Linked DNA regions of Homo sapiens: all the other regions are linked to region 1. Evidence: chromatin contacts called from ENCODE Hi-C or POLR2A ChIA-PET data. All regions are on one chromosome and are shown on one strand. Each heading gives the region's core, a stretch centred on a gene start or an enhancer-like site at or near the end of the contact. The rest is flanking DNA. Distances are from core to core; before and after follow the strand shown. Region 1 holds the start of BRCC3 (BRCA1/BRCA2-containing complex subunit 3). Region 2 holds the start of RAB39B (RAB39B, member RAS oncogene family). Region 3 holds the start of VBP1 (VHL binding protein 1).

Region 1 (3,405 bases), core at 255-2,754:
CCATCAGGAGGAAAGGCAATGTCACTGTCAATTTACGTGAAGGAATGGATCAATGGGGAAATGCCTCTAAACGTATATGCTCTCTGTCACTAAGAAAATTACTGATATCTCACTGGCATTTAAGGGGAGACAGAACATGAAATACACTGAGCAAGGCCAGGTGTGGTGGCTCACGCCTGAAATTCCAGCACTTGGGGAGGTCGAGGTGGGCAGACTGCTTGAGCCAGGAGTTCGAGACCAGCCTGGCCAACATGGTGAAACCCCGTCTGTACAAAAAAAAAAGACAGCCGGGTGTGGTGGCGGGCACCTGTAATCTCAGCTATTCGGGAGTCTGAAGTATGAGAATCGCTTGAACCTGGGAGGCGGAGGTTGCAGTGAGCAGAGATCGCGCCACTGCACTCCAGCCTGGGCGACAGAGTGAGGCTCTGTCTCACCCCTAAAACGCAACAATTATGATAATGCTTATTAAGATGTTTATCCCATATCTCAACTGAATAGGAGGTAAGGCAGAAACCAAAGTTCAAGGTTGTATCATTAAGGGAGCCCCGGAGTGATAATGGTAATTAATTTAAGACACGATCCGGACACAATACTGCCAAAGTCGCCATAATTTTAGGTTAACAATGACTTAGAGATTATAAGATATGAGTAAACAAATACAGTCTTACCTTGTATCATCGTTCAACTAGAGTGGGAAAAAGCAAAAAACATTATTGATCACATTACGTTTGTTTGACATATATGGATGCAGATTATATGACAATTAGGTCATGTGTTCACGCACATGGTATGAAAGACTGGAGAATTACTTTAGACTGTAAACAGCTAAACTGTATTTCCTCATCCTCTTCGGCCCCTCCTCAACACAATGCAGCGGAAACTTTTGCTTCCTTCAAGCCCCGCACCTTCTGTTAGGCTCTTCGATACCCTTCAAATGCTTTGGTTGATATCTCTGCTCCCTAGACAGAAGACTCGAGGCGAGGCAAGGGGCTCTAACTGTGGTCAGCTGCTGCGTCGTAATACCCGGACATCCTCATTATACTCCAGTGTCTTTCTGACCTGCCTTGCAGTTTTGGTCAACCGGGCGAAAAGCGCAGATCTAAAGAGAAGCCCCAGGCTACAGGAGAAAGGGCAAGGCTCCCGGGGCCTGTACAGACCGCCGGGGGCTCGCAGGAGACTAAACAAGTGTCAGGCGGCCAGAAGAAACGGGGCTCCCCGCGACAGAGCTATGTAAAGGGTGTCCAAGGACCTAAATCGAGGATGCCTGTGGCCTCCGCAGCCCTGGGAGCTGCCGGCACCCACCCCGGGGACACACTGGGACTGCTCAGCAGGGTTCCATCCAGGCTAACAGACCTACTCACCTCCCCTATGCACAGCCCCATTACTTCCTCCTTCTCTGTGCTCAGAGCGTGGTTGAGACAAACGAGGAAAGCGTCAGACTCGAGATGAACCGCCTGCACCGCCTGCACCACCTGCACCGCCATCTTGGCCCGACCCTTCTCACGTCCGCCTCGGGCCCACTTGGTCCTGACCAACCGGGTGCTGCGGCGCAGCCTCCCCAGCGCCCAGCGCTGTGCGCTCCGCCCAGGCCTGGCCTTCGGCGCGCGGGTTCCTAGGGGGCGGGGCTTAGGGAGCGGGCGGGGCTGTGGGGGCGGGGCTGTGGGGGCGAGGAGGGGGCAGCGGGCGCGCGGCTGGCGCGCGGGGGCGGGCCTTGGGGCACGGGGGCGGGGCCCGCCCAGCAGCACCTGGGAAACGCCCGCGCGGTTTGGGGCAGGCGTGGCCGTCGGGGCGGAGGGCGGTGGCCGGCCGCGGTCCGGGCGTCAGGCCGGGCGGCGGGGGCGGCAGGGAGGCGGCGCTCTGGGGCCGCAGGCGGACGTACTCTGTGAGCGGCGCCCGGGCGCCTGGGCAGGCGCCTCCCGAGTACCGGCGCCCATTTTGCCCGCCCGCTAAGGAGACCCGTGCGCGGCCTACACGCTTGGGGGACAGCCCTTTAAGACGACATCTCCGCGAACGCCGGCCTCTTGAGCCAGGGGGACGCTCTTTTGAAAGTCAGTCCCAAAACAGTTAAGGTTTTATTTTATTTTGTTTTATTTCCAAGTCACAGCCCCCGAATCTCGTACAACTCTCCCTGGACCACTTCCGGTTGCCGGCCCGCGCCTCATAACTTCGGTTCGAGTGACCTCGGCCCGGGATGCCCCTCGGCTCACCCCGGGCTCACGTCGCGATCCTGGCTTGAGTGGCCCAGGGTGGGAGACCTGGAAGTTTTAGCCTAGCTGTTCTCAAGGCGGATTAATTAGCCCAAGAAACATTATATTCATGTGAGTAACCTTTTGCAGAAACAGTGTTATACTGTATCTGAAAAAGTATCACTCTTAAGCTTGGCTGCTGCTACTTTCTACAAAGGCTTTTAGGTAGCTATTTGTTGGATACAGGGAAGGGGAAATGGAGAACTTCAGTTTTTATTCAAGTTCGGATGTATCACATTAGGTATCCAGAATGCAAGTTTCCTCGGGTCTCCTTGTCTCGATGATATCAGACAGTAAAAATATATGTAAAAGTAATTTTTATTTCGAGGTATGTCAAACGTGCCAAGGATAAAAGTACAGATCTTCCAACTCACAAGTCTAGGAATCACACGTGGATTTTGAAAGCGATTCTAAATCAAAGCACAATATATGCCGTGCCGCCTCCACAGCCCGTCCGTGTTCGTGTCTTTGATTTGGTTTTCTACTTTGTGTAGTTTTGAAGCCAGGCAGGTATGGCAGTACTGGAAAGGGAACATTCCCAAGGTGCTACTTGAAGTGTTGATGCTTTGCTCTTTTCTCCCAAGTCAGTTCCAACCCAAGTCTCCCCACACATAGGGTCCCCATCCAGTGCAACGATCTGTAATGTGCACGCCAGCAGCCTCCGTTTTTACCTAACGATCTGTAAGGATCACATGGCACATCTTTCTATAATTAATTTGATCATGATGAAGGTTGGAAAATTTTCGTGTGCAGTTACATTGGACCTGTCTAAATTTTCTCTTGTTTCAATTTTATATCATATGTTATTTTCAGTTACTGTTTGTGGCTAGTATGCCCCGTCCTCATGGAGCAGGAACGGCTGTTCTTATTATTATGACATTAACATTTGGTGATGGGATATAGTGCCTTTAGGCACTTTCAAGAAGAAAAATACCTTTTGTTTGTTATCGGCGGTAGTCAATCTCATATTCCAGAATGAGGTTCACTAACTTTTCTAATGCTCATGGCTGCCTTTTACAGCTCCAGGCATTTAACTGGAGTAGAACAAAATTATTAACATTTATGGCAAGCTTATTATATGCTAGATACTAAGCATTTATATGCCTGGTACATGTAAACTGCCCCATTTGGAGTCAAGCTCAACAACTTCCCCACTGTG
Region 2 (3,405 bases), core at 535-3,034, 190 kb before region 1:
TATGATGGAATAGTATTCAGCCACAAAAAGGAATGAAGTACTGATACTTGCTACAGTGTGAATGAACCTTGAAAACATTATGCTAAGTGAAAGCAGCCAGTCACAAAAATGCACATATTATATGATTTCATGTATATGAAATGTTCAGAATAGGGAAATTTATAGAGACAGAAAGTACATTAATGGTTGCCAAAGGCTGGAGGAACATGGGATAGAGAGATGATAGCTAAAAGGTTCTGGGTTCCTTTTTTTAAAAAATATATATACATATTTTATTATACTTTTAGTTCTAGGGTACCTGTGCAGAACGTGCAGGTTTGTTACATATGTATACGTGTGCCATGTTGGTGTGCTGCACCCATTAACTCGTCATTTACATTTACATTAGGTAAATGTAATCCCTCCTAATGCTATCCCTCCCCCCTCCCCCCACCCCTCTGGGTTACTTTTTGAAGTGATAAAAATGTTATAAAATTAACTGTGGTGATAGTTGTATATATCTGTGAGTATATTAAAAACCTATGCTAAGAATTGTTCACTTTAAATGGGTGAATTGTACAGTATGTGAATTTTCATGTTAATGAAGCTGATTTTTTTTAAAGAGTAAGGCAACGATAAAAGATTACACATAGAAGGCCGGGCGCGGTGGCTCACGCCTGTAATCCCAGCACTTTGGGAGGCCGAGGCGGGCAGATCACAAGGTCAGGAGATCGAGACCATCCTGGCTAATACAGTGTAACCTTATCTCTACTAAAAATACAAAAAATTAGCCGGGCGTGGTGGCGGGCACCTGTAGTCCCACCTACTCGGGAGGCTGAGGCAGGAGAATGGCATGAACCCGGGAGGTAGAGGTTGCAGTGGGCCGAGATCGCGCCACTGCACTCCAGCCTGGGCGACAGAGAGAGACTCTGTCTCAAAAAAAAAATAAAATAAAATTACACATAAAAAATACAAAGGATATGAAGAGACAATTCCCAGAAGAGGAAATGAAATGGTCAATACACAAGACTTGGTATTGACCTCATCAGTAGTCAGAGAAATGTAAAAATAAAGCAATGAGACATATTTTTATTTAACTAAATTCTATTGAGAAGAATTAAGAAAGAATAAAACATACATATGATGCTTGAAATAATGCAGAGCGATGGTCTTTTCACACATTGCTGGGTAGAATTTAAACTGTTAAATAGTTTTGGAAAGTAGAATGCCCATGTCCGTTAAATTTAAAATACTTATACTCTTTGAATTCATGGCCCCTTTTTTAAGACTGTAGCTCACAGAAATAAAATACTTGTGGCTACACTTTAAAATAAGTTATGACAAAAGGGAAATTAGGTGGAAATGGAAAGATATTTATGTTGCTTTATTAATTGCAAAAAGCAATTATTAATTGAAAGTAAGGCCCCAGTTTAATTTTTGTAAAAACAAACAGCAATAAATGCATATAGGAATACAAACACATATAATATTTGTGTGTTTATGTGAGCATGGAAACACTTGTAGACTAATATATAATTATGTGCCTTCCCTTTTTTGTGCAGTTTTGTATTGCTTTGCTAGTTTCAATGAAAAGGTATGACATTGGCAGTTTGAACGACAGAGAACAGTTTTAATGAACAGAGGGTGGGTGGGGTAGTTAGAAAGGGAGGGATCGCGCTAATGTTGCAGCCATTTTGTGTGCGCTCCTCTTACAGATAGTGCGGCGGCCCAGGCGTCGCGTCTACGCGGGGGATTACAGTAACCCGGTTGTCAGTGATGAGTCAGAGTGCGTGGTGCTGATGCTGCTGCCATTTCATCACCTTTGCGAGCGCAGCATCCATCCCTCCGCTCTCCCGGCGCCTGGGCCTACCCAGCTTCGGGCTCCCAGGCCAGCGATGCGCTCGCGGCTGAGCTAGATCCTGCCGAGCCGCGCTCTCTGAGGCGTCGGCGGGGCGCCCCCTCCCGCCGTCCCCGGTCCGGGCCAAGGAGACCTGCAGAGCCGCGGCCATGGAGGCCATCTGGCTGTACCAGTTCCGGCTCATTGTCATCGGGGATTCCACAGTGGGCAAGTCCTGCCTGATCCGCCGCTTCACCGAGGGTCGCTTTGCCCAGGTTTCTGACCCCACCGTGGGGGTGGATTTTTTCTCCCGCTTGGTGGAGATCGAGCCAGGAAAACGCATCAAGCTCCAGATCTGGGATACCGCGGGTCAAGAGAGGTTCAGGTGGGAGCGCAGTCCGGGCCCGCAAGCAGTGGGAGGGTCTTCGGGGTTTGCACCGCCTCTGGGGAGAGAGGACTTCCTGGTTCTAGGTGCGGTCCAGGAGGGCAACACCAAGGGTCTTGAGGATTCTGCCGAAGCCCACCTTCGGCTAACCCGGAGTTTAGTGCAAGGAAAGAAGCGCCCTGGCAGGGAAGGCCGGTCAATAACACATATTGCTTGCACCACAACTCCACCAACCTGCCCTTTGGTGGCTAACAAACTAGCTGGAATTGATCTCTGTATCTGTAATTCATCAATCTCAGTCCCTATGTTACATACTTTCAAAAACGTTCCCAGGTCATCCTAACATAACTGACAGAGATTTAAATACATAAATACATGTGTATTATGTTTTATTTCCACATCTGTGTGTGTGCACATATATATGCTAACATATGTTCTAACATGAAATAGATACGATTGATTCCTTCTTGCAACCAGCACACATTCAGTGATCATCTACTATGTGCCAGACTCTGGGCTTGTTCCTGGGAAAACAGTGTGAGGAGACTCACACAAGGGGATGCCATGTAATCTAAACAGACAAAGCCCCTTCATTCTTGGAACTTCTGTGCTAACATAGTTGAGGGAAATAGATAATCAGCAATTACGAAAGTGTGTCTTGCTCATATTTGTATGCCCACTCCCTACTGTAACACTTGGCACAAAATGAACATGCTTAATTTCAATCAATGAATTCATTGAATAATCAATGAATATGTTTACTTTCACTCAGAACCCTTTGCTTTTCTATTGTAGCATGTATTATTTGTAATTATATGTATGAACACAGAGGAGGAAAGGTTAACTGGAGAAGATGAGACCGGATGAGTATGACTGCCTAAGCAAAGACAGGAAACGCCCAGGGATAGGAAACAGCATGAATAAAGACAGAAGTGAGAGGGAGCAGAGTGTACACAGAAAACTTTGCAGAGAACAATTTGAACTAAAGTAGAGCAGCAGGAACCAGATCAAGAAAACTCAATAGCCCAAGTTTATGATCATTTACTCATTTATCTATTGAAAACTAACTAAGCATAGAAGATACTGGTTGGGTAATTGAAGAGGGGTAAGGAGAAGAAATAATTACAAACTTAAGTTACCTCCAGCTCCCCACTTCCACAAACACCACTGTGGAAAATATCCTTGTACAGGTTCACTTTGAACT
Region 3 (3,405 bases), core at 459-2,958, 140 kb before region 1:
AAATTTTAAGGTCTAGAAAAAAATAACCACGACATTGTAGGGAAAAAGCATTTCAAGACATTATAAAGCCCTCAGATAAAGTGTCTCCTCCCGAGTTAGATTTCTGACGCCATCTCTAGCTGAGCACCATGAATGTAACATTTAAGGCCCTATGGAAATTCAATTAGACACTTAGTTTGAGCTTATACTATGTGTGAGGCACTATGCTATGACCAGGAGAAGTAGGGCGATTCATGAGAACTACCTCACCTCCTCCCAGTAGCAGAGCATGAGGGGTAAGCTGCCAGTCTGGACCTCCACGGATTGTCCAAGTTCAAACCCTGGATACCTCACTTACATCCTGTGTGGCCTGGGGCAAGTTACTCAAGTGCCCCGTACCTCAGTTTTATCATCTAAAAAACGGGCATAACAGTAGTAGCTACCACCTCGAGTTTTGTAAAATCATTAAGAAAGTGCCTGGCACTCAACAAATTTTATTCCTTGTTATGGTTAGATAATAGATCAATGTAGAGAAATAAATGACACAGCTCATAAAAACACAAAATAATAACCAATTACGAAATTCAATCAGCAAATGCGAATATACAATATCAAGTGTGGTATAAATAAATGAGTCTTTAGAAGGATATAAGACGTAGTTAGTAAAAAAAAGGCAGAGGTAAGGTAAGGTACAAACCAAAAGATTGAGAAACTTCCATGAAGATTTTATAGTAGCTAAGTGGGGACAGACAGATGACCTGGCCTGGAGGGCCAGTCAGATGTTTTCTCTCATTAGTCAAATAGTTTTCAACTACTATTTCTAAATTAAATAAATAAAATAAAATTTTTAAAAAGCCACCCAGCACAGGCAGCGCCCTCCAGAACGGCCTGTGGAGCAACCCGATCCCCTCTAGGACACTAGCGAACCTGGGACCTAGCGCCATCAGGAGGGTTCAGCCTCCTCTCTCAACAATTCATTCTCCACTAAGTTGTTAGAATGATGTAGTTAAAACGAAAGGCCTTCTGATGACAGCCCGTTGCCTACTGGAAAACCTCAATTCCTTAGCAAGACACAGAAGGACTTTACACTCCCAACCTATCATCCTATTTTCCCATCGGTCTCTTCTTCCATTTCCCGAGGCAACATTCCCGAGACCACTGCATTCCTTCAACAGACAAAGTGATATTCCCGGTTTTCACATCTTAGCACTGGCTGTTCTGCCTATTCATTGTACTGTGTCTCCAGCATCCATGCTGAGTCGAGAGCTCCTCACCACCTCCCCTTTTCCAACCAGCAGGGGGACGAAAACCGGCGGCAGCCCGGAGGTCCCTCAGGCCGCCCTGCCCTGCCACCCGCCGCCCCTCGCCCCTCGCCCCTCGTCCCGGCCCCGCACCCCGTTCTCTTCTACGGCCTTCTCGAGCTACGTTTCTTCCGGGCGGGCCCCCAGCAGAGCTCAATCTGTCCAGGTGCGAGGGGTGAGAGCAGACCGAGCGCCCCCTCCCTGAACACTTGGCTCAGCTCCTTCCAACAGTCGAGGCCTGGGTGGGAGCCGGGAAGAAAGGGGCAGTCCAAGGCCTCAAGCCAAGATGCCAGGGAACAGCGTGCCTCTTACCACAAACACGGCCTCAGGAATCCCCAGGTGGAGCCGCCGCCCATTCCCTGTGGCCATTTCTCCTTTGCCACAACTGTCCTTAACGGCCGCCATCTTGGGGATGCGAGCGCGCGACTGCCTCCCGGGCCGCCGGCCGCCGGGATTCCGTGATTGGCTTGTTCGCACTTGCAGGCCCGCCTCTCCATCTCCATGCACATTCATTGGTGCGCAGGGAGCGTCCCCCACAAGTCCCCGTTCTCCTTTGGCCGAAAGTAGCCCAACCTCTAGGTGCTGATTGGCTGCGCTCAGGTAAGTGACAAGCGTGGAAGGGCCGCGAAAGAGAAGCTGGAGCGACAGGAAAAACCCATACGTCCTCCTGGGAAAAGGGGTCTTGTGAGTGAGCGGTGCTAAAGCCCTAGGAATAGGGACCTAGCCTGACCCCACCCCGACCCTAGAACTGGCAGCAGCCTTCGCAATGGCCTCTGGAGCGACCCAATCCCCTCTCTCGGATGCTAGCGAACCTGGGACCTAGCGCCATCACGAGGGTTCAGCCTCTGTGCCTTTCTGGTCTCACCATCCCAGGGAGCTTCCTGCCCCTTGAAGGGAACTTACTTTGTGTCTGTTTCAGAGTGGTCACTGGCCTCATTCTAATAAATACCCTGCCTGTCGCACCAGCCTTTCCTGAAAGCCACCTTTGATCAGAATGTCTTCTCTCCAGCTCAAACGTTTCCAAAACTTCATAGTCTACATACAAAATCCTAAGAACTCCACCTAGGCTTCTAGGCCCATGGACTTACCCAATGTCATCCTACACTACAACCCTTTAAAAGCACATGTGTCATACAGAACCAAGTAATTATTCTTCGGGCTCTTTTCTGTGCTTTATTTCACTGGAGTGTTTCCCAGTGAGGCAGTGCTTCATCCACTTGCACAAATTCTACCATGAGCCTAAGAATTACGCAATGGAAAGTAAGTCTCTCTTCTCAGAGGCAATCACTGTTACCGGTTTATCTCCGCACATAATGTACGATCAAGCATATAGACATAGATATGTCTTTAGATATAATATGAGGAAGAAATTGGTATCGTCATATTGTGAATGAGGAAACTAAAGCTCAGTGAACCTGTACAGCTCCTCCAAAATCCTACAACTACATAGTAGTGAAGCCGGAATTCCAAACTAGTTCTCCAGTGGCTTCTATGCGATTTGGCTTGGGAGGATGAAGACATGTTAGCTAACCATGACTCTGACCTTTTCTGGTCAGCAGTTTTGTAAGATAATGTCTCTGTTCCTGGAGAGAAAAGTATATGGGAATTCTATTCTTCACCACTCTCCCCCACCTCAGTGCCTTCCAAAAAAAAATTTTGTTTTTGAAAAGTAGGTAACGTTTCTACAGAAAAACATTGAGATATCAGATACACATGCAAATTTTGTTCAACTTCACTGATCCCTATCTATATTAATCATTGTTAGAACCAATCAAGGACTTACTTCAAACTTTAGGAAATATTTCTCCAAATTATCACTAATTTTAATTTGGAATAAATCCCTCTAAGAGATATAGTATTTGACACTTCGGGCCAGGTTTTTCTTTTGGAGCCAAAAGCCTTATCAGCTTATCGCTCATGTTTTACTCCCTTACAGGTACAAACAGAAGATTCCCTTATTTATACTGCTGAATATATTTCCTTTCTAGTGTTCTCTTAATTAGAAAGTTGTATACCAATTCTTTCCTTCCTGCCATGGCTGCAGCAGCTTTTCCAAGAGTACACTAACCTTATCAACTCTATAGGTGGTCATTTTCTTATCTCTTAGCAAAAAAAAAAAGGAAAA

The links. Hi-C counts contacts between places; a loop is a spot of excess contacts on that map. ChIA-PET counts read pairs that join two places held with the same protein, here RNA polymerase II (POLR2A). Pooled maps may share reads with other maps.
Region 2: a loop to region 1 is called in a map of naive thymus-derived CD4-positive, alpha-beta T cell, with 5 times the contacts of the local background. The contact joins the promoter of RAB39B here to the promoter of BRCC3 in region 1. A Hi-C loop is called at or near these places in 1 of 168 maps with a recorded cell type or tissue (naive thymus-derived CD4-positive, alpha-beta T cell), 3 of 37 single-sample maps with no recorded cell type and 10 of 50 pooled maps. POLR2A ChIA-PET finds 5 or more read pairs at or near these places in 1 of 52 experiments (activated T-cell).
Region 3: a loop to region 1 is called in a map of B cell, with 29 times the contacts of the local background. The contact joins the promoter of VBP1 here to the promoter of BRCC3 in region 1. A Hi-C loop is called at or near these places in 12 of 168 maps with a recorded cell type or tissue (B cell, CD4-positive, alpha-beta memory T cell, CD8-positive, alpha-beta T cell and 9 more), 20 of 37 single-sample maps with no recorded cell type and 27 of 50 pooled maps. POLR2A ChIA-PET finds 5 or more read pairs at or near these places in 4 of 52 experiments (MCF 10A, Panc1, WTC11 and 1 more).

The regions. Positions count from the first base shown.
Region 1 is chrX:155,069,607-155,073,011 of GRCh38, reverse strand. BRCC3 (BRCA1/BRCA2-containing complex subunit 3) reads right to left here and starts at 1,504. Exons shown (of 11, transcript NM_001018055.3): 1 at 1,362-1,504; 2 at 669-685. The coding sequence starts at 1,484. It overlaps CMC4 (C-X9-C motif containing 4), which reads left to right and starts at 1,876. Exons shown (of 3, transcript NM_001018024.3): 1 at 1,876-2,318. It overlaps MTCP1 (mature T cell proliferation 1), which reads left to right and starts at 1,876. Exons shown (of 5, transcript NM_001018025.4): 1 at 1,876-2,318. RefSeq lists enhancers at 521-1,242, 1,199-1,248, 1,259-1,478, 1,243-1,964, 1,949-2,248 and a silencer at 1,589-1,908.
Region 2 is chrX:155,262,870-155,266,274 of GRCh38, reverse strand. RAB39B (RAB39B, member RAS oncogene family) reads left to right here and starts at 1,784. Exons shown (of 2, transcript NM_171998.4): 1 at 1,784-2,201. The coding sequence starts at 1,987. RefSeq lists silencers at 1,737-1,786, 1,797-2,006.
Region 3 is chrX:155,214,763-155,218,167 of GRCh38, reverse strand. It overlaps VBP1 (VHL binding protein 1), which reads right to left and starts at 1,708. Exons shown (of 6, transcript NM_003372.7): 1 at 1,593-1,708. The coding sequence starts at 1,685. RefSeq lists a silencer at 1,325-1,414 and enhancers at 1,585-1,664, 1,662-1,956, 1,267-2,055.